Linked DNA regions of Homo sapiens: regions 2, 3, 4, 5 and 6 are each linked to region 1. A link is a contact called in ENCODE Hi-C or POLR2A ChIA-PET data. All regions are on one chromosome and are shown on one strand. Each heading gives the region's core, a stretch centred on a gene start or an enhancer-like site at or near the end of the contact. The rest is flanking DNA. Distances are from core to core; before and after follow the strand shown. Region 1 holds the start of LINC02361 (long intergenic non-protein coding RNA 2361). Region 2 holds the start of PXMP2 (peroxisomal membrane protein 2). Region 3 overlaps LOC105370094 (a long non-coding RNA gene). Region 4 overlaps FBRSL1 (fibrosin like 1). Region 5 holds the start of ULK1 (unc-51 like autophagy activating kinase 1). Region 6 holds the start of MUC8 (mucin 8).

Evidence for each region. Hi-C counts contacts between places; a loop is a spot of excess contacts on that map. ChIA-PET counts read pairs that join two places held with the same protein, here RNA polymerase II (POLR2A). Pooled maps may share reads with other maps.
Region 2: a map of CD8-positive, alpha-beta T cell shows a loop between it and region 1 (32-fold over the local background). The contact joins the promoter of PXMP2 here to the promoter of LINC02361 in region 1. A Hi-C loop is called at or near these places in 2 of 168 maps with a recorded cell type or tissue (CD8-positive, alpha-beta T cell and naive thymus-derived CD4-positive, alpha-beta T cell), 1 of 37 single-sample maps with no recorded cell type and 9 of 50 pooled maps.
Region 3: a loop to region 1 is called in a pooled map, with 2.8 times the contacts of the local background. The contact joins the enhancer-like site here to the promoter of LINC02361 in region 1. A Hi-C loop is called at or near these places in 5 of 50 pooled maps. POLR2A ChIA-PET finds 5 or more read pairs at or near these places in 2 of 52 experiments (Panc1 and activated CD8-positive, alpha-beta memory T cell).
Region 4: a loop to region 1 is called in a map with no recorded cell type, with 11 times the contacts of the local background. The contact joins the enhancer-like site here to the promoter of LINC02361 in region 1. A Hi-C loop is called at or near these places in 1 of 37 single-sample maps with no recorded cell type and 6 of 50 pooled maps. POLR2A ChIA-PET finds 5 or more read pairs at or near these places in 1 of 52 experiments (WTC11).
Region 5: a loop to region 1 is called in a map of CD8-positive, alpha-beta T cell, with 7 times the contacts of the local background. The contact joins the promoter of ULK1 here to the promoter of LINC02361 in region 1. A Hi-C loop is called at or near these places in 2 of 168 maps with a recorded cell type or tissue (CD8-positive, alpha-beta T cell and naive thymus-derived CD4-positive, alpha-beta T cell) and 8 of 50 pooled maps. POLR2A ChIA-PET finds 5 or more read pairs at or near these places in 2 of 52 experiments (CD4-positive, alpha-beta T cell and H1).
Region 6: a loop to region 1 is called in a pooled map, with 9 times the contacts of the local background. The contact joins the promoter of MUC8 here to the promoter of LINC02361 in region 1. A Hi-C loop is called at or near these places in 5 of 168 maps with a recorded cell type or tissue (CD4-positive, alpha-beta T cell, CD4-positive, alpha-beta memory T cell, CD8-positive, alpha-beta T cell and 2 more), 2 of 37 single-sample maps with no recorded cell type and 11 of 50 pooled maps. POLR2A ChIA-PET finds 5 or more read pairs at or near these places in 2 of 52 experiments (PC-9 and naive thymus-derived CD8-positive, alpha-beta T cell).

The regions. Positions count from the first base shown.
Region 1 is chr12:132,188,445-132,192,272 of GRCh38, reverse strand. It overlaps LINC02361 (long intergenic non-protein coding RNA 2361), which reads left to right and starts at 2,578. Exons shown (of 2, transcript NR_146452.1): 1 at 2,578-3,094. RefSeq lists silencers at 2,058-2,117, 2,248-2,727.
Region 2 is chr12:132,685,877-132,689,704 of GRCh38, reverse strand. It overlaps PXMP2 (peroxisomal membrane protein 2), which reads right to left and starts at 2,118. Exons shown (of 5, transcript NM_018663.3): 1 at 1,913-2,118. The coding sequence starts at 2,034. It overlaps POLE (DNA polymerase epsilon, catalytic subunit), which reads left to right and starts at 2,363. Exons shown (of 49, transcript NM_006231.4): 1 at 2,363-2,451. The coding sequence starts at 2,390. RefSeq lists a silencer at 1,603-2,912.
Region 3 is chr12:132,598,976-132,602,803 of GRCh38, reverse strand. LOC105370094 (a long non-coding RNA gene) reads right to left here. Exons shown (of 3, transcript XR_001749425.2): 2 at 1,487-2,737; 3 at 1,016-1,207. Among named protein-coding and RNA genes, the nearest start is that of LRCOL1, 9.7 kb to the left of the region's middle. RefSeq lists enhancers at 803-1,337, 1,338-1,873. Within about 2 kb of position 2,185, at least 7 of the 41 ENCODE cell types and tissues checked have a DNase peak (open chromatin) inside an H3K27ac peak, as active enhancers do; they include Panc1, where a contact is called at or near this core.
Region 4 is chr12:132,559,292-132,563,119 of GRCh38, reverse strand. The region is part of intron 5 of FBRSL1 (fibrosin like 1); the gene reads right to left. Among named protein-coding and RNA genes, the nearest start is that of MIR6763, 21 kb to the left of the region's middle. RefSeq lists enhancers at 1,449-1,498, 1,629-1,968, 1,979-2,048 and silencers at 2,579-2,658, 2,929-3,228. Within about 2 kb of position 2,044, at least 7 of the 41 ENCODE cell types and tissues checked have a DNase peak (open chromatin) inside an H3K27ac peak, as active enhancers do.
Region 5 is chr12:131,893,037-131,896,864 of GRCh38, reverse strand. It overlaps ULK1 (unc-51 like autophagy activating kinase 1), which reads right to left and starts at 2,243. Exons shown (of 28, transcript NM_003565.4): 1 at 1,753-2,243; 2 at 1,172-1,264; 3 at 1,041-1,082. The coding sequence starts at 1,863. LOC124903059 (a long non-coding RNA gene) reads left to right here and starts at 2,707. Exons shown (of 2, transcript XR_007063538.1): 1 at 2,707-3,018; 2 at 3,290-3,807. RefSeq lists an enhancer at 1-59 and silencers at 427-486, 517-576, 547-841, 1,984-2,493, 2,524-2,573 and 1 more.
Region 6 is chr12:132,472,579-132,476,406 of GRCh38, reverse strand. It overlaps MUC8 (mucin 8), which reads left to right and starts at 1,820. Exons shown (of 8, transcript XM_047429967.1): 1 at 1,820-2,467; 2 at 2,904-2,996; 3 at 2,998-3,159; 4 at 3,161-3,199; 5 at 3,201-3,239; 6 at 3,241-3,279; 7 at 3,281-3,523; 8 at 3,525-3,828. The coding sequence starts at 2,051. The coding sequence ends at 3,659.

The DNA of each region.
Region 1 (3,828 bases), core at 1,329-3,828:
GAGCAGGCACTCCCCCAGCCCGACGACAGGGGCTCGGAGCAGCCAGTACGGGTGCAGGCACTCCCCCAGCCCGATGACCGGGGCTCGGAGCGGCCGGTGCGGGAGCAGGCGCTCCTGGTGGAAGCAGTGAACAAATACACACGTCATTCTTCTCCTTTCTCTGCTCTTGATAGAGATCCTGGGCATCCGAATTTAATTTTGCCTCTAATAAAAATGCCCATTGCCTGATGAGTCTCATTTATGGCTCAGACCGACTTCAAGAGTGGGTCCTACAGGAAGCAGCATGCGGGGGGGGCCTGTCCCCAGGAGCGGGGCAGCCTCGAAGGGCCCCAGCAGGGGTGCAGGCCGGGCTGGTGTTGACCAGGGGCCCAACCACACAGAGCGTGGGGGTCTCCCAAACACTCCCTCGTCATCACAGGCAAGTTTAGCTCTGGTCGAAGCAAGGGGAAGGTGAAGGGCAGACTCCAGGGCGGGGGCCCCCTCTGAGAGGGCTGCAGGGACAGCTCTGGGGTCTGCAGAGAGGGGCAGCAGCAGACACACCTGGGCGCCCTCTCCTCACTGGGCAGCTTTGGGGAAATTACTTTCTCCTTCTGAACTGCATTTAATTCAAACAAGAAATAATACAGGCTCCAAAGCTTTGCTTTGAAGATTAGGAAAAAAGCACATCATAACTGTTATATTCCTGGGTGGTTTTGATTTTTTTATTTGCTTCTTGTATTTCCTAAATTTTCTGCAAAGAAACTTGTCTGCAACGAAGGATAATTGGCTCTTTTGTTTATTAATATTCATTTGACACCCACTGCACAGCGGGCGCTCTCCCTCACAGCAGCGGCCCATTCCCGAGCGCGTGCAGTGCCTAGCTTCCGGCCCGAGACACAAGGAGGGCTTCTAGAGGGATCACCGTCCACGCTGACACTGCTGTCCGGTGACCAGTCCCCGTGCTGGAGCTCACTGGCTGGTGACCAGTCCCCGTGCTGGAGCTCACTGGCCGGCCCGCAGGCCGCCTCTCACACCATGTCCTCCCCACCTGCCAGGCACCGGCTCACCAGCCTGCCGGGCCTGTGAATGCCCCAGTCCCAATCACGAGGCCCTCCCATGTTTGTGCCCAGCGCTGCTGTAACACAGGACCACAGCAGGTGGCTTCAGATGGCAGAATTGATTCCCTCACAGTCCCAGAGTCCAAGGCCCAGGTGCCAGCCCGGCTTCCTCCGAGGGCTCCGGGGCTCCTCCCACCTCCTCCCTCGCTGGGCCTGACCCGTCTCTGCTGCCGGTGGCCTGTTCCTCACCCCACCCCCATGTGTCTCCTCCACGCCTGCACCCTCTCGTCACCTTGCAGGGACAGCAGCCTCGGATTCAGGGCCCACCCTGCTCCAGGGTGGCCTCATCTTAATGTTCCATCAGCTAAGGCCTTCTCTTTAAATAGGTCTCATTCGGGGGTTCTGGGTGGACGTGAATTTTGGAAAGACAGCCCATGACCTTCTCCTATTGCCCAAATAGGCCCAGAAACTTCCCCGAGTCCTCCGAGGTGCAGAGCTGTGCTGAGGTCTGTGGGGAGAAGAGAAAGGCTGACCTGCCCCGCTGGACACGTGCTATCCCCGAGCCCCTCAGTCCATCGTCAGAACGGCCCCTCGACATGTGCGTGGCCAACGAGCACACGGAAAGGCACGACGCCAGCAGGCACCGGGGGCTGCAGAGGAAAGCCACGGCGGCCGGACTGGCTGAAGCACCCACGGGCAGCACGGGCGAGCCTCGGAGCGCCCCAAAGGCCCACCCGCTGCTGGCGGGGTCACGAAAGGCCACGGGCACTTGGAGCCACCATGGGTCACCACCTCCCTATAACCAAAGGTAACTCACAGCACCCCGGCCCGGCAATCTCACACCTGGATTCACCCAAGGGGCATGAAGACACGTCCCCAAAGACTTACAGTAAAATACTCACACCGGCCTTATTCACAATAGTCCAGAGCCGCAAGCAGCCCGGTGCGTGAGCCCTCAAGTCAGGGGCAGCCTCGGCGGGGCCTGTGCCTGAACCGGCCCTTGGCGGAGAGGAGGAGCGGCCGCGCGGCGGGAGAGGGGCCGGGCAAAGCGCACATCCGCCCCTGGAACCCGCACAGCCGGTCACCGCGCGCCCGGCGGGGTCGGAGCCGAGGCTGCCTGTGACCCCGGGAGCTGGGCGGAGGGCACAGGATCCGTCCGGATTTTCTGTGCAACGTCCTGGGAATCTAAAACTGCGTCAAAGTAAAAAGGTCTTTTGGTTTTGTTGTTGTTTATTCTACTTTAATTTCTGGGGCACATGCGCACAACGTGCAGGTTGGTTACAGACGCCCAGCGGCTTCGGAGGTGCCGTGCAGAAAGCGGCTGCCCGAGGCCGGGGGAGGCGCCGGGGAGGGCGGGGAGACGCCGCGGGAACATTCGTCACACCCCGCGGACCTGCCCCCGAGACGGGCGCCGCCTGGGACCCGCGCGCAGTGACTTAAAAGGGCGAAGGGCCGCCCCAGGCCCCGCCCTCGACTCCTCCGTCGCTGCGTCTCCTCCGTGCTCCGTCCCCGGAAAGACGGGCCCCGCCCCGACTCCCTCGGCGAAGAGGCCCCCGCGGCCGGCCGAGCTCCGTGGACTCCGCAGGAGCGGCCCCGCCCCTCACACTACGCCGGGCGGTTCCCTCCGAGCCCCGCCGGGACAGCGTCGACGCTGCACACACCCCAGAGAAGCCAGAGGACGGCGCCTGCACCGGACACAGCGCAACACCGGCACAGCACAGCGTCCACACCACAAGTGAGCCTAGGCAGCTGTGTCTACACTGCAGACGCCGGCCTGAGCGCACGCGTCTTCATGCAGGCTCAGCAGAGGGGGAAGAACACCTCCCCGAGGGTGGAAGAGCTGTGGCCAGCAGACAGATGGACGGACAGACGGACACAGGCGAACAGGCAGCGCAGGGGTGAGCCGAGCCGGTCAAATGGGCCAGGACCCGGCTCCGTGTGCCCTTCACAGTCAGGATGACAGAACCCCGTGGAATATGAAAAATGCCGGGAGACAGACCCCGGAGGCACAGCCCCTCACCGGGCAGGGAGGCCGCCAGAGGGAAGCGCAGCTCCAGGTGCGCGCCCCCCCACGCCCACCCCATCCCCCGCTGGGCAGGGAGGGACCCCACCTGCGCCCTCAGGCGGTGCTCAAGATGGGGATAGGGTGAGCTGCAGAACCGATTTCATCTCTGGAGTGAAATGGAATGATGGGTTTGTGTGAAATCAGGACAGAGCTGGGGAGGTGGCGGAGCCGGGACGGGAAGAGGGCAGAGCAGTGGGCTCATTCCCCGGAACCAGCATCTCCTGGCCCGGTTTAGCCACTGAGGGAAGCTTCTCTGTGTATTGAGCCTGGCTGCCCAGAGAGCAGCCCCACCCTCCCTCCTGCTCCTGCTCCTCTCCCTCCCCCAACTTCTCGTCCCCTCTTCCTCACCCCTGCCCCCACCTCCAGCCTGACTCTAACGCTGCACTGGCCTTTAGTGTCTCAGAACACAGAGCAGTTGCTGGGCAGAATCCCCCGTGCCACGATGCGTCCACGCACAACACGGGAACTAAACCACCCGAAACGCAGCAGGTTAAAGCAGCGCTGGGCTCCTGGTCCTCACAATTCTCTGGGTCCATGGGGGCTCCCTGGGCTGGCTCATGGGCCGCCATGGTCACCAGCAGGGCTGGCCAGGCCGGGCAGCAGACGGCTCCTGGCAGCTGGCGGGTGGGGCTGGCCGTCGCTGCGGCCTGGGCTGTCCTCCGCACGGCCTCCTGCCTCAGTTTTCTGTTTCTGATGAGCCCCGTATCTAGCGGTTCAGAGCAACGC
Region 2 (3,828 bases), core at 869-3,368, 500 kb before region 1:
CACAATAAAAATTTCCATAAAAAGGTGGAACAGGCCCAGTGGCTCCCTCCAGGCCTTGGTTTGTATTTGCCTTCTGAGAAGCTCTCTGGACTATAAAATCCAAAATTCCTAGCACGGACCTAGACACCTTCTCGATCAGATCCCTGGCGATTCCCTTCACATCTCCTGCCTCTTGCTCAGGGTTCACTTTCTCCACACACAGATCTTCCCTCCCTCGGGACTGAGTCCAAGCTGCACCTCTCTCCGCCTTTCTTTAACGCCGGCCTTCCCTTCAAAACCTAACAGAGACCTTTGCCCTGCTGTTCCCTGTGCCAGGAGAGCCTCTGCTCCACTTCTTTACACAGCCTGTTCAATGTCACCTTCTCAAAACACCTTCCCTGGCCGTGTCTCCACCCGCGCCGTGCGGACCCGCGCCCCGCAGACTCGCTCCCTTGGCCCTGTCTCCACACGCTCCATGTGGACCCGCTCCCCTGGCCCTGTCTTCACCCGCACCACGCAGACCCGCTCCCTTGGCCCTGTCTTTACCCGTGCCCCGCAGACCCGCTCCCCTCGCCCTGTCTTCACCCGCGCCCCGCAGACCCGCTCCCTTGGCCCTGTCTTCACCCGCGCCCCGCAGACCCGCTCCCTTGGCCCTGTCTCCACCCGCGCCATGAGGACCCGCTCCCCTGGCCCTGTCTTTACCCGCGCCCCCAAGACCCGCTCCCCTGGCGCTGTCTTCACCCGCGCCCCGCAGACTCGCTCCCTTGGCCCTGTCTCCACACGCTCCATGAGGACCCGCTCCCCTGGCCCTGTCTTCACCCGTGCCCCGCAGACCCGCTCCCCTGGCCCTGTCTTCACCCGCGCCCCCAAGACCCGCTCCCCTCGCCCTGTCTTCACCCGTGCCCCGCAGACCCGCTCCCCTGGCCCTGTCTTCACCCGCGCCCCCAAGACCCGCTCCCCTCGCCCTGTCTTCACCCGTGCCCCGCAGACCCGCTCCCCTGGCCCTGTCTTCACCCGCGCCCCCAAGACCCGCTCCCCTCGCCCTGTCTTCACCCGTGCCCCGCAGACCCGCTCCCCTGGCCCTGTCTTCACCCGCACCACGCAGACCCGCTCCCTTGGCCCTGTCTTTACCCGTGCCCCGCAGACCCGCTCCCCTCGCCCTGTCTTCACCCGCGCCCCGCAGACCCGCTCCCTTGGCCCTGTCTTCACCCGCGCCCCGCAGACCCGCTCCCTTGGCCCTGTCTCCACCCGCGCCATGAGGACCCGCTCCCCTGGCCCTGTCTTTACCCGCGCCCCCAAGACCCGCTCCCCTGGCGCTGTCTTCACCCGCGCCCCGCAGACTCGCTCCCTTGGCCCTGTCTCCACACGCTCCATGAGGACCCGCTCCCCTGGCCCTGTCTTCACCCGTGCCCCGCAGACCCGCTCCCCTGGCCCTGTCTTCACCCGCGCCCCGCAGACCCGCTCCCCTCGCCCTGTCTTCACCCGCGCCCCCAAGACCCGCTCCCCTCGCCCTGTCTTCACCCGCGCCCCGCAGACCCGCTCCCCTCGCCCTGTCTTCACCCGCGCCCCGCAGACCCGCTCCCCTCGCCCTGTCTTCACCCGCGCCTGCGGACCCGCTCCCCTTGCCGTGGCTTCCCCGGGCGCGCGGGGCCCCTGTTGGGTCCTTGGGTGGAACCTCAGCGCCGACCCCCGGGTCTGGGCGGGCCCTCCACGCGCTGGGAGGGCGGGATCCGCAAGGCGCCTCACAATCGCTGACTGCGGACGCGGGTGTCGCCGCGGGAAGTTCAGCGCCGGGTCGGAGGGCGCCCGCTCCGGGGGTTCTGACCCGGGCGCGCCCCCAGCCTGGTCCCGGCCCGGCGCTCCCGTCCAGGCCCCGCGCCGCTGCGGCCGACCTGGGGCCGGGGCGGCGTCCGATTCCCGCGCCCCCGCTCACCTGGTGGCCGCCTTGGTGAGCACCGGGTAGAGCCGCAGGAAGAGCAGGTACTGGGCGAGCGCCCGCCGCGGCAGCGCCCCGAGCCCGGCTTCGGCCCGCAGCCTGGACGCGGCCGGCGCCATCGCCTCCCCAGCGCCGTGCCGCCGGGGGCACCGACCCCACCTCAGGCTGGCCGGGCGCGGAGCCCGAGGCGCCGAGAGCGGAGTGGGGACCGCCTGACATTTCCGGCCCCACCGCGGCCCGCAGCGCCGCCCGGTCCCAACCCCACGGTGCGCCGCGCGCGCCTACCACACACTTTTCCCCGGTCCCTGCCGGCCACCTCCCCCGCCGGGCGCCGGCGCCAATTGGAGCGCCTCGGGGGGCGGGGGAGGGGCGGAGCGCGCCTCTTGATGGACGGCGGCATTTCCGGCTCTCGCGAGTCTGGGTGGGAGCGCGCCAAATTTCTCCCCTGAAGCAGAGGTGGTAGCCAACGGCTCCATGTCTCTGAGGAGCGGCGGGCGGCGGCGCGCGGACCCAGGCGCGGATGGCGAGGCCAGCAGGTGAGGGGCGCCCTCCTGAGGCTCTCGGGCCGGCCCTCCGGAGGGTGCCATGGGGCCGTCCTCGGCTGGCGCCGCCGAGGCGGGAGGGAGGCCCGGTTCCCGCAGCCGCCCGCACTCGCCGCGCCTGACTGGGGTAGGGCGGCGCGCCCCGACCGCCGACGGAGGGGCTCGGGGCGGGCGGAGGCGCTACGGGCGCGGCTTCTTTGCGGGGAAACGAGGCGGGCCGCGCGGCCTTTCCCTGCTCGGCTCTTTCTGAGGTTTTTCGGGCCTCGCCTTCCGCGCAGCTGCGTTTGGGACCTGCCGCGCGGCGGGGGCGATGAGAGCGGCGGGACCCGGGCCAGGCCCTGCGGGGTGGACGCGCGGCTGGGGAGGGTGCGGGGAGGGGCGGGGCCGGGGACCCTGCCTGGGGGCCTAGCGCTGGGGGAGGCCGAGGCGGGCGGATCGCTGGAGCCCAGGATCCTGTTCTAGATCAGCCTGGGCTACAGAGAGAGACCTCGTCTCCTCTGTTTTATTTTTTTGGGCAGGGAGTCCCGCTCTGTCGCCCAGGCTGGAGTGCAGTGGCGCGATCTCGGCTCACTGCAACCTCTGCTTCCCGGGTTCAAGCGATCCCGCTGCCTCAGCCTCCCGAGTAGCTGGAATTACAGGCGCCCGCCACCAGGCCCGGCTAGTTTTTGTATTTTTAGTAGAGACCGGGTTTCACCATGTTGGCCAGGCTGGTCTCGAACTCCTGACCTCAGGTGATCCGCCCGCCTCGGCCTTCCAAAGTGCTGGGATTACAGACGTGAGACTCCGCGCCCGGCCCTTCTCTTGTAAAAACAAGAAAAATTAGACAGGCTGGTGGTGCGCGCCCGAGGTCCCAGCTATTAATACTCCCGAATCCGAGCCGGAGGTTCACCTGAGCCCGGCAGGTCAAGGCTGCTGTGAGCCGGGATCGCGCCACCGCACTCCAGCCTGGGCGACGGAGCCAGACCCAGTCTCAAAAAAAATAGAGCAAGGATAAGACGCGGCTGCTTGGTGGCCAGAGCAAACGGTAAACATGACCGGAGGACTGGCCTGCCATAAGCAGAAAACGGATGAGGCCCGGCGCGGTGGCTCACACCTGTAATCCCAGCACTTTGGGAGGCCGAGGCAGGAGGATCACCTGAGGTCAGGAGTTCGAGACCAGCCTGACCAACATGGAGAAATCCCGTCTCCACTAAAAAAATACAAAATTAGCGGGGCGTGGTGGCGCATGCCTGTAATCCCAGCTACGCAGGAGGCTGAGGCAGGAGAATCACTTGAACGCGGCAGGCGGAGGTTGCGGTGAACCGAGATCGCGCCATTGCACTCCAGGCTGGGCAACAAAGAATGAAACTCTGTCTCAAAAAAAAAAAAATA
Region 3 (3,828 bases), core at 936-3,435, 410 kb before region 1:
TGAGCTTCCATGGTCACCTCCCCTCCCCTCGGAGGATCCCTGGTTCAGGCCGAGAACTCTTCTGGCCGCTGACTCCCCAGGGCAGCACTGGGCTCTGCGCGGCTGGGGGCGGGTCTCTCTGCCTCGTTCGGTTTCTGATTCCATCTGCCTGACCTTCCCGGAAATGCCTCCATCCCCAGCCCACCCCATCCCTGCCGTTTTCAGCCTGGGCTGCTGTGTATTTGTTTTTGTCTTGTTCCCGAGTCCTTCCCTGGCACGTGGGTCTTCCTTTCCTAACTAATCATAAACGATTTCCATCTCTGTGACTGCCGGACCATCTGAGGCTCCCCCAGGAGAGACCTGCAGGGGCAGGAACACCTGGCCGCGGTCAACTCTGCACAGCCTGAAGTTACATAGTTTTGGCGACTTCCTTAAGAAAAGTCATATGACATTATGAACACAGTGTTAGGCCTAAAACTGAACATACTTACGGTGAAAGACCCAGCACACCATGAGTGTAGGAAGCTCACATAGGCAGCATCACACACAGAATCGGAGGCTCACACAGGCGGCGTCACACACAGAATCGGAGGCTCACACAGGCGGCGTCACACACAGAATCAGAGGCTCACACAGGCGGCGTCACACACAGAATCGGAGGCTCACACAGGCGGCGTCACACACAGAATCGGAGGCTCACACAGGCGGCGTCACACACAGAATCGGAGGCTCACACAGGCGGCGTCACACACAGAATCGGAGGCTCACACAGGCGGCGTCACACACAGAATCGCACAGCACGTTTTTTACCCTAAAGTTCCTGACTGCACAGCCTTGGATCACGTTTACAAAACGGCAATTTGGTAACGTTTTCTATGGGAGAATGGAAAATCAACTTAGTCTTCCCACGGATGGGGCTGAGCGATGTTTTCTGTGGATACAAGTTGCTCAGGTGTGAACCTCCCTGGGCGTGTGTGGGCGACAGACACAGCCTCCATCACGCGATTCCCATAAGAAGTCAAAACAAACCTCCATCCTGATTAGAAGCTGCTGAGAACTGAATTTTCCACGCATACCTCTACCTGTCTGAAGCCGTCCCACACCCCAGTGTCTAGATCCGGAATCTTCAAACAGGATTGCCCAATGCCAGCAGGACACGTCGGAGACACCATCAGGCTCCTACCTTCATGTTGATGTCAGATGGGTGAGCCCAGCACGGGGGCCATCCCTATGTGGGTGAGCTGAGGTTTGCAGGCTGTCCCCACAGAGGTGAGCCAGGGCTCGGGGGCCGACCCCACGGGGGTGAGCCAGGGAGTGGGGGCCGACCCCATGGGGGTGAGCCAGGGAGTGGGGACCGACCCCACGGGGGCGAGCCAGGGCTCGGGGGCCGTCCTCACGGGGGTGACCCAGGGAATGGGGGCCGTCCCCATGGAAGTGAGCCATGGCGCGGGGCCCATTCCCACGGGGGTGAGCCCAGCAACACCAGGGAAAAGCTTCCTCAACTCACCTTCCCCACAGGTAGCTCCCGGCTGCTTGGCGCTCCTCCTCCCGCAGAGATACCGGAAGCACACGGGGGCCGTGCCGAGTAGGGACAGGTCTTGACCCAGTACAGTGAAAAGATCTTATTTTCCCAAACTTCACAGAAACATCAACCGTGTGTTTGTCAGAGTCAGTTGGCGGCAGACGCCACACCAACATGGGGACAGGGGCGTCTACGGTGAGGGGTTGTGCGCTGGTTCCAGGAGGAGCAAAGTGAGCCCAGCAGGCAGCCCCCAGGGTGGATGCAGAAGGGGTTCCCTGCCTGGCGCTCGGGAGACGGTGGGGCCACAGCCACTGATTTGGAGAAGCTCTCTGGGTTGAGGCCGGGGGCCCACAGCGGGGCCAGCAGCACTGTGCGCTAGAGGGAAGCACCTCTGGGTCTACGCGGCCAGGGGAGCCACTGAACCGGGAAGCCCCCGCTGCACCCACCCATGGCAGAGGGGCTGCCGGTGGGCAGTTCCAGAACCATCTATCAGTGTGAGGCTGCCGGCCCCAGGATACCGATGATCCCCCCATCTGTCCAAACCCCTCGAATCCTGTTTGTTGTCATGTTGGGTCAACTTCACTATGAATTTGGAAGTCTAAGAAAATTACAAAACGAAACAACATCGTGAAAGGGCGTCAGACGCCACCGCTTCTGAGTGCGCCTGTCCGTTCCTTCCACATGGGCGCCCTCTCCCGGCCTCTGCCTGGCTGTTCCTTCCGCATGGGCCCCCTCTCCCGGCCGCTGCCTGGCCAGAGTGTGGCCAGGGTCCGCCCCTGCTCCTCAGGGACACAGCCTTGCTGTGGACTGATCGTGTCCTCGCATTCATGGGTTCAGGCCCTGAGCCTCAGCGTGACGGGACTGGAGTGGGGTTCTGGGAGGTGACTGAGGTTTTGATGAGGCCGTGAGGGGCCTTACGAGAAGGGAATTCACGCCCTTGTAATAAGAGGCTCCAGGTGACCATGGTGGTAAACAGTCACGCACTGTGAGAAAAAAGAGACAACAGAGCCGAGCGTGCCAGCTCCCCCTGCCCTGCCATGCCCACCTGCCGGGGGAGGACGCCCTGGGAAGGCAGCTGCCTGCAACCCAGAGGGGGGCCCTCATGGAGCTTGTCCTGCTGGCACCCGGATCTCAATGTCATTATTTTAGCTGCTGGGTGTGTGGTGTTCCGCACGGCAGTCCAAGAAGGCTGAGACGATCCTTGTAGCGAAATCCTGAGAAACCGTTGCTTCCACCCTAACAGTGAGAACAAGCCAGATACGCCGCAACGTGATCGTTGTTATTTTGACCACTCATCCTCAAGTTCTAACAAAATGATAATTTTTAAAAGACAGAACAGAATAGGTAAACATAACCCATCAAACTTGAAAGCATCTGGAAGAAGTGTGGCTCCCAGCACTTCGGGAGGCTGAGGTAGGAGGACTGCTTGAGCCCAGGGGTTTGAGACCACCTTTGGCAACATACCAAGATTCCATCTCTACAAAAAATACAAAACTTAGCTGGGTGTGGTGGTGCATGCTTGTGGTCCCAGCTACTAGGGAGGCTGAGGCAGGAGGATCACTTGAGTCCAGGAGGTCGAGGCTGCAGTGAGCTGTGATTGCATCACTGCCCTCCAGCCTGGGCAACAGAGCAGGAACTTGTCTGAAAAGAAAGGGCCGGGCGTGGTGGCTCATGTCTGTAATCCCAACACTTTGGGAGGCCGAGGTGGGCGGATCACAAGGTCAGGAGATGGAGACCATCCTGGCTAACACAGTGAAACTCCATCTCTACTAAAAATACAAAAACAAAATTAGCTGGGCATGGTGGCGGGCGCCTGTAGTCCCAGCTACTCAGGAGGTTGAGGTGGGAGAATGGTGTGAACCCGGGAGGCAGAGGTTGCAGTGAGCCGAGATCACGCCACTGCACTCCAGCCTGGGCGACAGAAGGAGACTCCATCTCAAAAAAAAAAAAAAAAAAAAAGAACAAGTTGTGTTGGTTTGGTTTTCCGGTTGTTTTTTCTTTTTTCTTTTTCTTTCTTTCTTTCTTTCTTTTTTTTTTTTTTTTGAGACAGAGTCTCGCTCTGTTGCCCAGGCTGGAGTGCAATGGCGCGATCTCGGCTCACTGCAACCTCTGCCTCCTGTGTTCAAGCGATTCTCCTGCCTCAGCCTCCCGAGTAGCTGGGATTACAGGCGCGGGCCACTACGCCCGGCTAATTTTTGCATTTTTTTTCAAGATGAAGCCCCCCCGCACAGTGCTCTAGTCCCCGGAGGGGCCATCAGCTCCAGGGAACGTGTAAAGTGCTTTGTGGCTTTAATAACGCGGTGGGGGAAGGCGGGCGCTTGCTGGTG
Region 4 (3,828 bases), core at 795-3,294, 370 kb before region 1:
CGTGGGGTGCAGGCTGTGGGGGCCAGGCGTGGGGTGCAGGCTGTGGGGGCCAGGCGTGGGGTGCAGGCTGTGGGGGCCAGGCGTGGGGTGCAGGCTGTGGGGGCCAGGTGTGGGGTGCAGGCTGTGGGGGCCAGGTGTGGCGTAGGTCCTTCAGAGCAAGCTCCTGTTTCACCTCTTATCTGAAAATAATTCCAGACAGATCGCAAACATAGAAGTGAAAAACCATCAACGTATCAGAGAAGACCAGGTGTGGATTCCACCTTCTTGCTGGAATGGGAAGCCCTTCCTAGTCACGTCGCAAGGGCCTGAACCACAGAGAAGAGCAGCAGGTCCATGCCTGTAAGATGGCAAGAGCCGAGGCGGGCCTGCCACACCCACACGCGCCGGAAGGGCCCCTGCACTGGAGGAAGGTGGGCCCCTCGGAAAGGAGCAGCGGTTGGGCCCCGCACGTTCGTGTGTTAAAGGGCTGCGGTGCAGCTGGTGGGAAGGGATGCTGAGCTCCTGGCACTGACGCTACTTGGTCTGCTCACCCTGTGCGGTCCCCGGGGTCGGGGTCCTGCAGCCCAGGCTTCTGCAGGGTGAAACACCAACTCTATGTCCAGCGCCCCCAGCCACCAACCCCCAGGCAGTGACGTAGGACATCCTTCTGAGGAGGTTGTTTCTGCTCAGACCCAGCTCAACCACACAGGGGCCGGGTCGGATGGAAGCTAGGAGACCCCGGCACCCCAGAAAGGGACCCTCCCAGCCCCAGTCCAGGGCCCCGATGACCCTCTCCCTCCCCCAGCCTTGCGGCCACCACCCCTAGAATCCTGGCTTGTTACAAAGAAAGAAGGACAGGAACCTCTCACCCCTGGGAAGCCAGGGGGCCTGGAGGTTGGGGCATGTGGCTTTCTCCTCTCTGCTCGCCTCAACATCATCCCCCAGAAGTGTGGCTCCCATGGGGTCCGCCTCCACCTCCCTGCCCCGTCCAGCCACTGCCGGTGACCCAGGCTACGCAGTGACCATCCCAGCATCGGAAACAGGAAGGACTCCGAGAGAAACAGGAGGAATAGTGAAGGGGCCTGTGCAGGTGGGCAGGGAGGAGTCCAGACCAGCCTTTGGGCCTCCAGGGGGCACTGCGGCTCCCCAGAAAGGCCTCGGCACCTCCTTGGCCGTGCCCATCCCCCAGCAGTGCCAGCACCAAGTGCTCCCTTGGGCCAGGCTCCCAAATCTGGGCCCCTCACACAGCAAGGATGGGGATCCAGTGCTGCTCCATGCCAGCCATGAACCAGGCACTGAACACCCAGGCCTGCCACAGACCCCTGGGGTCTCTCCTGGGCCTGCACCATCCTCCTGGGAGGACTTCTGGACCCCTCATCTGAGGGGCTGCACTGTCTCTGGCACGCACGCGGGCCCTCTTCTTGGCTGGCGTCCCGGGTTTGAGTGGCCTCTTCGCCAGGTGGCCCACCTGTTAACTGCCCCCTCTGTGGTTGGGGCAGCAGGCCCCACCACGCCGCCAGGACTCTCCAGGGGCCAGGAAGGAGGCGGGTGCTGAGGCCTCCCAGGTGGGCAGAGGGAGGAGAAGCCAGCTTAGCCCGCAGTTTGACGGCCAACCCAAAAGGCAGACCCCAAAGCACAGCCCCCAAAGCCGGCCCTCGTCTCTAGGGTAACCACAGGTTGGAGCCCTTCTGGGGCTCTGCTGCCCTCCCCTTCACTGGGACCCAAACACTCTAGTGGGTTCCGCTCCACGTCCCAGGTTCGAACACAAGCTCCCCAGGGCCACAAGGGGGCGCCCCAGACACCAGCGAAGCCAAGAGGGCTGCAAGGAAGGGGAGGGTCTTCCGCACGGGCCGCGCGGCTGGGGCCATCCAGCACCCATTCTGGTCACGCCACAGTGGGCCCTACACTTAGCAGACGAGTTTGCTCAGGGAGGCTGAGAATGGGTGCTCCAGGGGTCCTCGGCCCTAGCAGAGGCCCCGGAGGCAGGTGGCCTCCACCTCACAGTGAGAACCTGAACACCTGGCCAGGTGCAGCCACGCCCATCCGGGAGGGCTGAGAGCAGAACAGGGGCCGGCCCTCTGGGGGCCTGGCCCAGGCTCCAACCCCTTCCTAGACCACACACAGCAGCTGCACCTTCTGGGGCTCGTTCCTCCACGCGGTCCCTCAGCTCTTTCCCTTCTAGGACAGGGCTTCTGGCAGTGGCCAGATGACCCAAATGGGGTGGCAGCCCCAGGGGCCACCAGACCCGCTTAACTTCTCGGCCATGGTCTGCAGGGACGTGACCCAGGCACGAGCAGCCGCCTCTGCCTCCTAGCCCGCGTGGGGTAGAGGATCACTCAAGCCCAGGGTACAGGTGGGAGGACTCCGGGTCCGCAGGCTCAGGGTCCCTGCGAAGAGGCAGCGGGGGCGCCCGGGCAAGCCTCAGCCCCCGCGAGGTGCACAATCCCGGCGGCGGGCGGAGGTCAGGGCGCGCTTTGTCTGCGAGGACCCGACCCGCGGAGCAGCCTCGGCCAGACACGCGGCGCAGCCTGGGCCAGCCGCGCCCCGCCCCAGACAAAGAACTCCAACTCGGGGCAGGTGAGCGCGGCGCCGGGAACCCGGGTGGCCGATTCCGCACCTGGGCGCAGACAAAGGCGCGCGCCACCCACAACGCTCGGCCCCGCCTCCACCCCCGGACCCCGGGTGCCCTGACCCGGGCCTGGGACCCTCGGCCGCGCCGCACCCCCGCCCGCCCGCCGCCACGTGCGCCCCCGGGAGGACGCGGTCTCCGCGCTTGGCTCCGGGAGAGGCGGTGTGGGCAGAAGGCCCGGAGATCTCGGGCGTCCCGCTCTTCTGGGGGGGCGGTCGCTCCCCCTCCCCTGTCCCCCCAAAGTCCCAATTCCCTCTCTGGAGTCCGCAGCGCGCACTCACCTCGCCGGCGCCCCAGGCAGTCGCCCCTAGTCCCGGGGCCGGAGCCGGGCTGCATGGACGCGGGCGTGGAGCGCGAGCCCCGGGTGGCCCTGGCCCGTCCAGGCGACCCCTCTCCCCGCGTGCCCTGCTCAGCCGGAGCTCGGGCCGGGGACGCGCATGTCCGCCGCGCCGGCTCTGCGCGCTCTGGGCGGCGCTCGGTGCGCTCTGGGCTCCCGGGCGGACGTCGGGCGCGGCGCGGGCCCCGAGGCGGCGGGCGCGGAGCTGGGCGCGCGGGAGGCGGGAGCGCGGGCGGGGCGGGGGCGGGGCGCGGGCAGACCCGACTAATCCAGCCCCGAGGCGCCGATCCACCCGCGCCCGCCGCCGGCCCGGGGTCCGAACGCGCTGCCTCCGATCACGGCCACCCGGGGAAAGGCGCGCAGCGCCGGCCTCACTGAGCGCTGTGTGGGCGCTGCTCCTCTGGTCCTCACAACAAGAAGTTACGGACACCTGCCACCCCGCTCCCAGAAGGGGAAACTGAGTCAGAAAGGGCGACAGCCGGGCGCGGTGGCCGGCGCCTGAAACAGCACTTTGGGAGGCCGAGGTGGGCGGATCACTTGAGCCCAGGAGTTCGAGACCAGCCTGGCCAACATAGGAAGACCCCCCACCCCCGCCCGTCTCTACGAAATAAAAAAATTAGCCGGAGGTGGCGGCACGCGCCTGTGGCCCCAGCTACTGGGGAGGCTGAGGTGGGAGGATCAACTGAGCCCGGGAGGTGGAGGCTGCAGTGAGCCGAGATTGCACCACTGCACTTCAGCGTAGGTGACAGAGCGAGACAAGGTCTCAAAAAAAGGAAAAAAGAGCGACCTCATTGCCACTGTGGAGAGTTGGGACCTGAAAGGAGGAGCCCTTCCCCCACCCGTCCGCTGCAAGCCCCGCCCTCCCTGGGCCTCGGTTTCTCCC
Region 5 (3,828 bases), core at 994-3,493, 300 kb after region 1:
CCACTCCTTGCTGGCTCCCAGAGCCATGACGCATGTGCAGGCTGTGGTCCAGGCAGGAGGCTTCCAAACATGGAGAGGATGAGGAAAGAGGAGGAAGGGAGGGAGGAAAGCAGGGAGAAAAGGGGTGGGAAGAGGGCGGGAAAAGCAGCAGGAGGGATGGCCCAGCTCCAGGACACAGTGTGCCTGGGTTTCCAGGTACTCGCTGGACCTGGGCCCCCCCCACCCGGCACCTTGTGACAAGCCTCGGTCCCCAAGGCCACAGCAAAGCTCTGAGAGGCGGACGGAGGAGGCCACCAAAACACGGCCTGCCAGCCCTTCCCTCAGCCAGGGGCTGGGCCCTGGGCTCAGTAAACAGGTCACAGAGCCATTAGTCAGCACTTTGGCGGGGCGGATCTCCCGCCTCAGGTTCCTGGTCCCCAGGACGGCACCCTGGCTCCCACAGCCCCAGCCCTGCCTGCCCTGGGCCCCGGGACACGGAGGCAGCACGAAAGCCAGCTGGTCCCACCGCTTGCTTCTTGGGGCCAGCCGGGCCCGAGGTCATCTCCTTGGCCAGCCAGCGGCAGCCGCCTGTGCCCCGGCCCGGCCCTGACTGCCAGCGAGCAGGAGTCTCCGGCGGCCCCTCCCCCGCCCCGTCTGACGCAGAGCGAGGCCGGCCAATGCCGGCCGCAGGAGCAATGTCAACAAACACACGGCCTAGACAGGTGGGCCAGGCCGGCAGTGCTGCCAGGGCCAGCCGGGGACGCCGGACTCAGGCAGGGCCCCTAGGACTGACGCCCGGCGGGGAGGGGATGCCTGTTCAGGAGAACTCAGCCCTGCCCTGGGGCGCCCTGCGGCCCAGACACCCCCTCCCCGGTCTCACAGCTGGGGAAGTCACAGCAAGAGCCAGCACCAGCCCAGGCCTGGACCCAGGGTGGAGTCTCCAGGGGCCCAGTAGACCCCAGCCTGGACAGGCTCAACACCAGTGCTCACCAGGGGATCCAGCACCTGGGGCCACAGTCCCCCAGCCCGGTCCCCAGCAGACCGCAGCCCAGAGGCCTTACCTGGAAGTCGTACAGGGCCACGATGTTTTCATGTTTCAGTTCCTAGGACAGAAACCCAAGTTTGTTATCAGTGTGGGGAGGGGGGCTTGCCCACGCCCACGCCCACGCCCCCTCCCCCAGCACTGGCTCACCTTCAGGATTTTGATTTCCTTCCCCAGCAGCGTCTGAGACTTGGCGAGGTTCTTCTTGTTAATGCACTTGACGGCGACCTCCAAATCGTGCTTCTGAAAGCCAAACGTGCACCTTCAAGGCCAGGGCTGCCCCTCGCAGGCCTCCCCCAGACCCCAGTCCACACAGGTGGGGCCCTGAGATGATCCCGGTTGGGAATCCCGGGACTGGAAGGCCGAGTGGGGAGCCAGGTTGAGGATCGCGCTGGGGGTCCTGGGGTAGGGATCCAGCCTCGAAAGCCGGCTGTGGGACCAGGTTGCGGGGTGTCCCGGGGTGAGGGTTTGGACAGGAAAGTCGGGCTGGGGGTCTCGGAGTGAGGATCTGGGCTGGAAAGCCCGGCAGCGGATCTCGGGGCGGGAGTCTGAACTGGAAAGTCGGGCTGGGGGTCGCGGGGTGGGGATCCTGGGGTGGGGGTCGGCCTGGAAAGTCGAGTGGGGCTCTCGGGAGGCGTGGGGGGGTCCCGGGACAGGCGGGGAATCTCGGGGCGGGGATGCAGGGGCAGGGGATCCTGGGCGGGGGATCCCGGGCCGGACGGGGGCCTCACCTCGCGGTGGCGGCCCTTGAAGACCACCGCGAAGGCGCCGTGGCCGATCAGGTCCTTGCGGGAGAACTCGAACTTGCCCACGGTCTCTGTGCCGCCGCGGCCGGGCTCCATGGCGCAGGCGGGCCGGGGGCGCGGGGCGGGGGGTGGCGGGCCAAGGCGCGGGGGACTCAGGCGGAGGCGCGGGCCGGGGCGGGCGGGCCGGGGGCGCGGGGCCGGGGGCGCGGGGCCGGGCGAGGGCGCATCTCCGGGGCCGCGCGCCCCATCGGGCAGGCCGGGGCCGGGTCCCAGCCCCGCGGGCCAGGCGGGGTCCGAGGGTCGCGCTCCCTCCGGCGCCTGTGCCACGGCACTCTTCCCGGGCTGCTAATCCGAATCCGGATCCGACTCCGACTCCGACTCCGGCTCCAACTAGGGCCCGGGCTCGGCCCCAACGGAGAAACAAAAGAGCCGCGGCGCCCGGGCCTCAGAGCCTGAGACGCCCGCGCAGCCGCACTGCGCGCCGGGCCGGGAGGCGGGATGAGGGCGGGGCCTGCGGGACGGAGCGGCAGAGCCGGGCGTGACGAACAGACGGGGGGCGGGGAATGGGGCGGGGCCTGTCGGGGGGGTGGGCGGCTGGGCCGGGCCATTGCGGGGCCGGGTGGGCTGGGAGTGGGTGGGGCCAACAGCGGACCCGCCCCGGTGAGAGCAGAGAGGCGCGCTGACCCGGGAGCGGGCCACGGGGCTCAGTGTTGATTCCTTGCCCCACTCCCTTCCACGCCCCTTCCCCGCCCCTTCCCCGCCCCGCTTCTTCTCTGCTCCCCTCCCTCCTTTCCCCTCTCTCCGTCCTCCTCCCTCCTTTTCCCCTTCCCATCACCTCTCTCCCTCCCTGCCCCCTCCCTTCCGCCCCCTCCCATGCCTTCCCCCCCGCTCCCCTCCCGCCCCCACTGCCTGTTCTCCTCCCTCCTGTCCCCCCTCCCTGTTCCCCTCCCTCCCCTTCCCTGTTCCCCTCCTTCCCGCTCCCTGTTCCCCTTCTACAGGAGAATGGAGAACAGGCGTGGGAAATGTTCCCAAAACGGGGGACTGCGCAGAATTAATTCTTAGAAATAGAATGGCTGAGTTAGAGGTTAGGCATTTAAAGTTGAGTTCCATAATGCCAAATTGCAAAAAAAAAAAAAAAAATTGTAGACCAAAAAGTTGTCACCCAAACCAACGACATAGCCCATAAATCCGCTGGGGAGGAAAGGTTAGCTAGATGGGCTGCGCATCGGTCCTGTGGAACACTGCACAGAGGTAAATATACCTGTGCTCAAGGGTGAGTTCTCCAAAGATTATAATTAAGTAAAAGCAAAATATGGAACAGGGCACTGTACTGTCTGTCGTTTTAAGAAAGCGGTAGGATTGGGATGTGTGTGTGTGTGAAACGCCTGTAATGTGTACATGGTCGTTCCTAACTATAATGACAGCTAACTCATCACTTAGGCCAAGCAGCGCACTTTCCAGCGATTAGTGCATCCATTCAATGATTCCACGAGGCACTTGCTGTTATGTCCCTGTTTTACAGATGAGGAAATCAAGGCGGAGAAAAGTTGGAGAATGTGTCCAAAGTCACACCGCCGGCAGCCAAAAGAGCCCGGGGGCTCACTCACAGAAGACACAGCCAACAGCGATTGCTCTGGGAGAGAGGACCGGGGAAAAGTTAGTGCTGTTCACCGTACACGTTGCGCGCTAGTTGGAATGGCTTTCACCACGTGCAAGCACTGCTTTTGCAAATGCATGATTCTAAACAATGCTCACCAACCCAGCCTTCAGTACAGTCCTAAAGTAACAGCCCAGAAACACACACTTCAGCCAGGACCCTCCATGCTGCCTCCCAGAGCAGCCCAGCAGCTGGACAGCCTGATGCCCTGGGCTGGATCAGCAAGTCCTGGATGCCTTTTACCTGCACCCAGCTCATCCTCCAGGCCGCAGGACACACAGACTCCCGACCCTGGACTGGGGGCCAGAAGCCACCGAGCTGGAAGGGACAAGAGGTCTCCTGGCCCACCATGTTTGTTTTCCCAATAAAGAGGTTCCACAGTGCCCCGTAGTCAGCCATAGCAT
Region 6 (3,828 bases), core at 571-3,070, 280 kb before region 1:
GTCAAGGTAAAGCGAGGTTGTTGGGGTGGACCCTGATCCAGTCCCATGGGTGACACAATACGAAGAGGCGATCAGGGAGGAAAAGGCCCCGGAGAGCGGCTTTGAGAGTGACGACCGCCCGTGATGACCGGCCTGTGATAACTGGCTGGTGATAACTGGCTCGTGATGACCGGCCCATGATGACTGGCCCGTGATAACTGGCTCGTGATGACCACCCGTGATGACCGCCCGTGATGACCGGCCCGTGATAACTGGCTGGTGATAACTGGCTCGTGATGACCACCCGTGATGACCGCCCGTGATGACCGGCCGTGATAACTGGCTGGTGATAACTGGCTCGTGATGACCAGCCCGTGAAGGACAAGGAAGAGGTAAGGATGCAGACAGGCACAGGGGGCCACCAGGTGAACGCACAGAGGAGACACCGACTGCCGGCCAAGGAGGGAGGCACAGGATGAACCTGCCCTGCCGGCCCCAGGGTGGAGACTTCCAGCCTCCGGGGTGGGCGACGGGTGCCCCAGCCTCCGGGGTGGGCGACGGGTGCGTGTGGTTTGAGCCGCTGGCCTGTGTCGTTTGTTGTGGTGGCCTGAAGAGACCTGCACGGTAGCTGAGTGTGGTGGACACGCCAAAGCCGCAGGCAGGAGACCTGCAGTGAGGCTGGCAGGACCATGTGGCGGCAATGGCCACCCCAAGCCTCAGGGGCTTCCTGCAGGGATGGCTGCTCAGATGCCGGGGCCTGCAGTGCTGATGAGGGTGTGCCTGGGCCACATCGCCATGGAGGACGGGAGGGGCCTGTTCGTTTCTAGAGGGACACGCCGGCCACCCGGATGCAGATACCACGTCCTCACGGATGCGCACACGTTGCTTAGACACCATCACGTGAGCCTTTTGAGCTTTGAAGGTTGAGAACATATTCCTAAGAACACACATCAGCGCCATTTAGAGCTTCTAAGGGGTTACCGCGGAGGAAGGGGCGGGGTCACCGCGGAGGAGGGGGGCGGGGTCACCGCGGAGGGAGGGGGCGGGGTCACCGCGGAGGGAGGGGGAGGGGCACCGCGGAGGGAGGGGGAGGGTTCACCGCGGGGGGGGGAGGGTTCACCGCGGAGGGAGGGGGAGGGTTCACCGGGGAGAGAGGGGGCGGGGGGGTCACCGCGGAGGAAGGGGGCGGGGTCACCGCGGAGGAAGGGGTGGGGTCACCGCGGAGGAGGGGGCGGGGTCACCGCGGAGGAAGGGGCGGGGTCACCGCGGAGGGGGGGCGGGGTCACCGCGGAGGAAGGGGTGGGGTCACCGCGGAGGAGGGGGCGGGGTCACCGCGGAGGAAGGGGTGGGGTCACCGCGGAGGGGGGGCGGGTCACCGCGGAGGAAGGGGCGGGGTCACCGCGGAGGAGGGGGGCGGGGTCACCGCGGAGGAAGGGGCGGGGTCACCGCGGAGGGAGGGGGAGGGGCACCGCGGGGGGTGCGGGGTCACCGCGGAGGAAGGGGCGGGGTCACCGCGGAGGAGGGGGCGGGGTCACCGCGGAGGAAGGGGTGGGGTCACCGCGGAGGAGGGGGCGGGGGTCACCGCGGAGGAGGGGGCGGGGTCACCGCGGAGGAAGGGGTGGGGTCACCGCGGAGGAGGGGGCGGGGGTCACCGCGGAGGAGGGGGCGGGGTCACCGCGGAGGAAGGGGCGGGGTCACCGCGGAGGAAGGGGCGGGGTCACCGCGGAGGAGGGGGCGGGGTCACCGCGGAGGAGGGGGCGGGGTCACCGCGGAGGGAGGGGAAGGGCACCGCGGAGGGAGGGGAAGGGCAGTCTTGTTTTGAAAATTCCAGTGCAAAGACAGTGTTGTTTCCGGAGGCGCCTAAGTGATCCCGCAGCGACTCTGAGGAGGACCCTGAGGGTCGGGCATTCTTGCCCTGACCGGCCTCTGCTGGACGCCCACCGGGGAATCAGGGAGATACACGGGGCCCCGGCTTCCAGGAGCGCAGCCAGGCCACAGCCCTGAGGACGGGCAAACCCACCCAGGCGCGGTGAGAGGGAGGCCGCCCAGGCCTGGGGCCTGGCGGCAGGGGATGAAGTGGACCAGAGCCCCGCAAATCCTAACGTGGGTGAGCAGTGAGCCTGTGTGGCTGCGAGTGGCTCCGTTTTGGGGCTGTTTGTTCCTGCAGCAAATGATGCCAGCCCTGACGGAACCAGTGCACGTCCACCACGAGCTGCCCACGTCCTCTCCAGGAAGGGACCCGGGTCCACGAGCTGCCCACGTCCTCTCCAGGAAGGGACCCGGGTCCACGAGCTGCCCACGTCCTCTCCAGGAGGGGACACCGGGTTCACGAGCTGCCCACGCCCTCTCCAGGAGGGGACACCGGGTTCACGAGCTGCCCACGTCCTCTCCAGGAGGGGACACCGGGTTCATGAGCTGCCCACGCCCTTTCCAGGAAGGGACCCCGGGTTCACGAGCTGCCCACGTCCTCTCCAGGAGGGGACACCGGGTTCACGAGCTGCCCACGTCCTCTCCAGGAAGGGACCCAGGTCCACGAACTGCCCACGCCCTCTCCAGGAGGGGACCCGGGTCCACGAGCTGCCCACGTCGTCTCCAGGAAGGGACCCGGGTCCACGAGCTGCCCACGTCCTCTCCAGGAAGGGACCCGGGTCCACGAGCTGCCCACGTCCTCTCCAGGAAGGGACCCCGGGTTCACGAGCTGCCCACGTCCTCTCCAGGAAGGGACCCCGGGTTCACGAGCTGCCCACGTCCTCTCCAGGAGGGGACCCCGGGTTCACGAGCTGCCCACGTCCTCTCCAGGAAGGGACCCCGGGTTCACGAGCTGCCCACGTCGTCTCCAGGAAGGGACCCGGGTCCACGAGCTGCCCACGTCCTCTCCAGGAAGGGACCCGGGTCCACGAGCTGCCCACGTCCTCTCCAGGAAGGGACCCCGGGTTCACGAGCTGCCCACGTCCTCTCCAGGAAGGGACCCCGGGTCCACGAGCTGCCCACGTCCTCTCCAGGAAGGGACCCGGGTCCACGAACTGCCCACGTCCTCTCCAGGAAGGGACCCCGGGTTCACGAGCTGCCCACGTCCTCTCCAGGAGGGGACACCGGGTTCACGAGCTGCCCACGCCCTCTCCAGGAAGGGACCCCGGGTTCATGAGCTGCCCACGTCCTCTCCAGGAAGGGACCCGGGTCCACGAACTGCCCACGCCCTCTCCAGGAGGGGACCCGGGTCCACGAGCTGCCCACGTCGTCTCCAGGAAGGGACCCGGGTCCACGAGCTGCCCACGTCCTCTCCAGGAAGGGACCCGGGTCCACGAACTGCCCACGCGCTCTCCAGGAGGGGACACCGGGTTCACGAGCTGCCCACGCCCTCTCCAGGAAGGGACCCCGGGTTCACGAGCTGCCCACGTCCTCTCCAGGAGGGGACACCGGGTTCACGAGCTGCCCACGTCCTCTCCAGGAGGGGACACCGGGTTCACGAGCTGCCCACGCCCTCTCCAGGAGGGGACACCGGGTTCACGAGCTGCCCACGTCCTCTCCAGGAAGGGACCCGGGTCCACGAGCTGCCCACGTCCTCTCCAGGAGGGGACACCGGGTTCACGAGCTGCCCACGCACTTTCCAGGAAGGGACCCCGGGTTCAGGTCTCCTGCCGGCCCACATCGTGCCTTTGTGTAAATCAGAAGAAAGATGAGGAACAGGCCCTCCTCTCTCTCCAGGCAGGCTTTGGTGGAGGGGCTGGATCTCCTGCCGCACCTTCCCTGGCAGGGCACCCTGTGCTTGAGCCCCAGAACTGCAGGCGGCCGGCAGAGAAGGGGTCCATGATGGCGCCTCGGTGCGCAGCCTTGGACCTGCCCCCATGG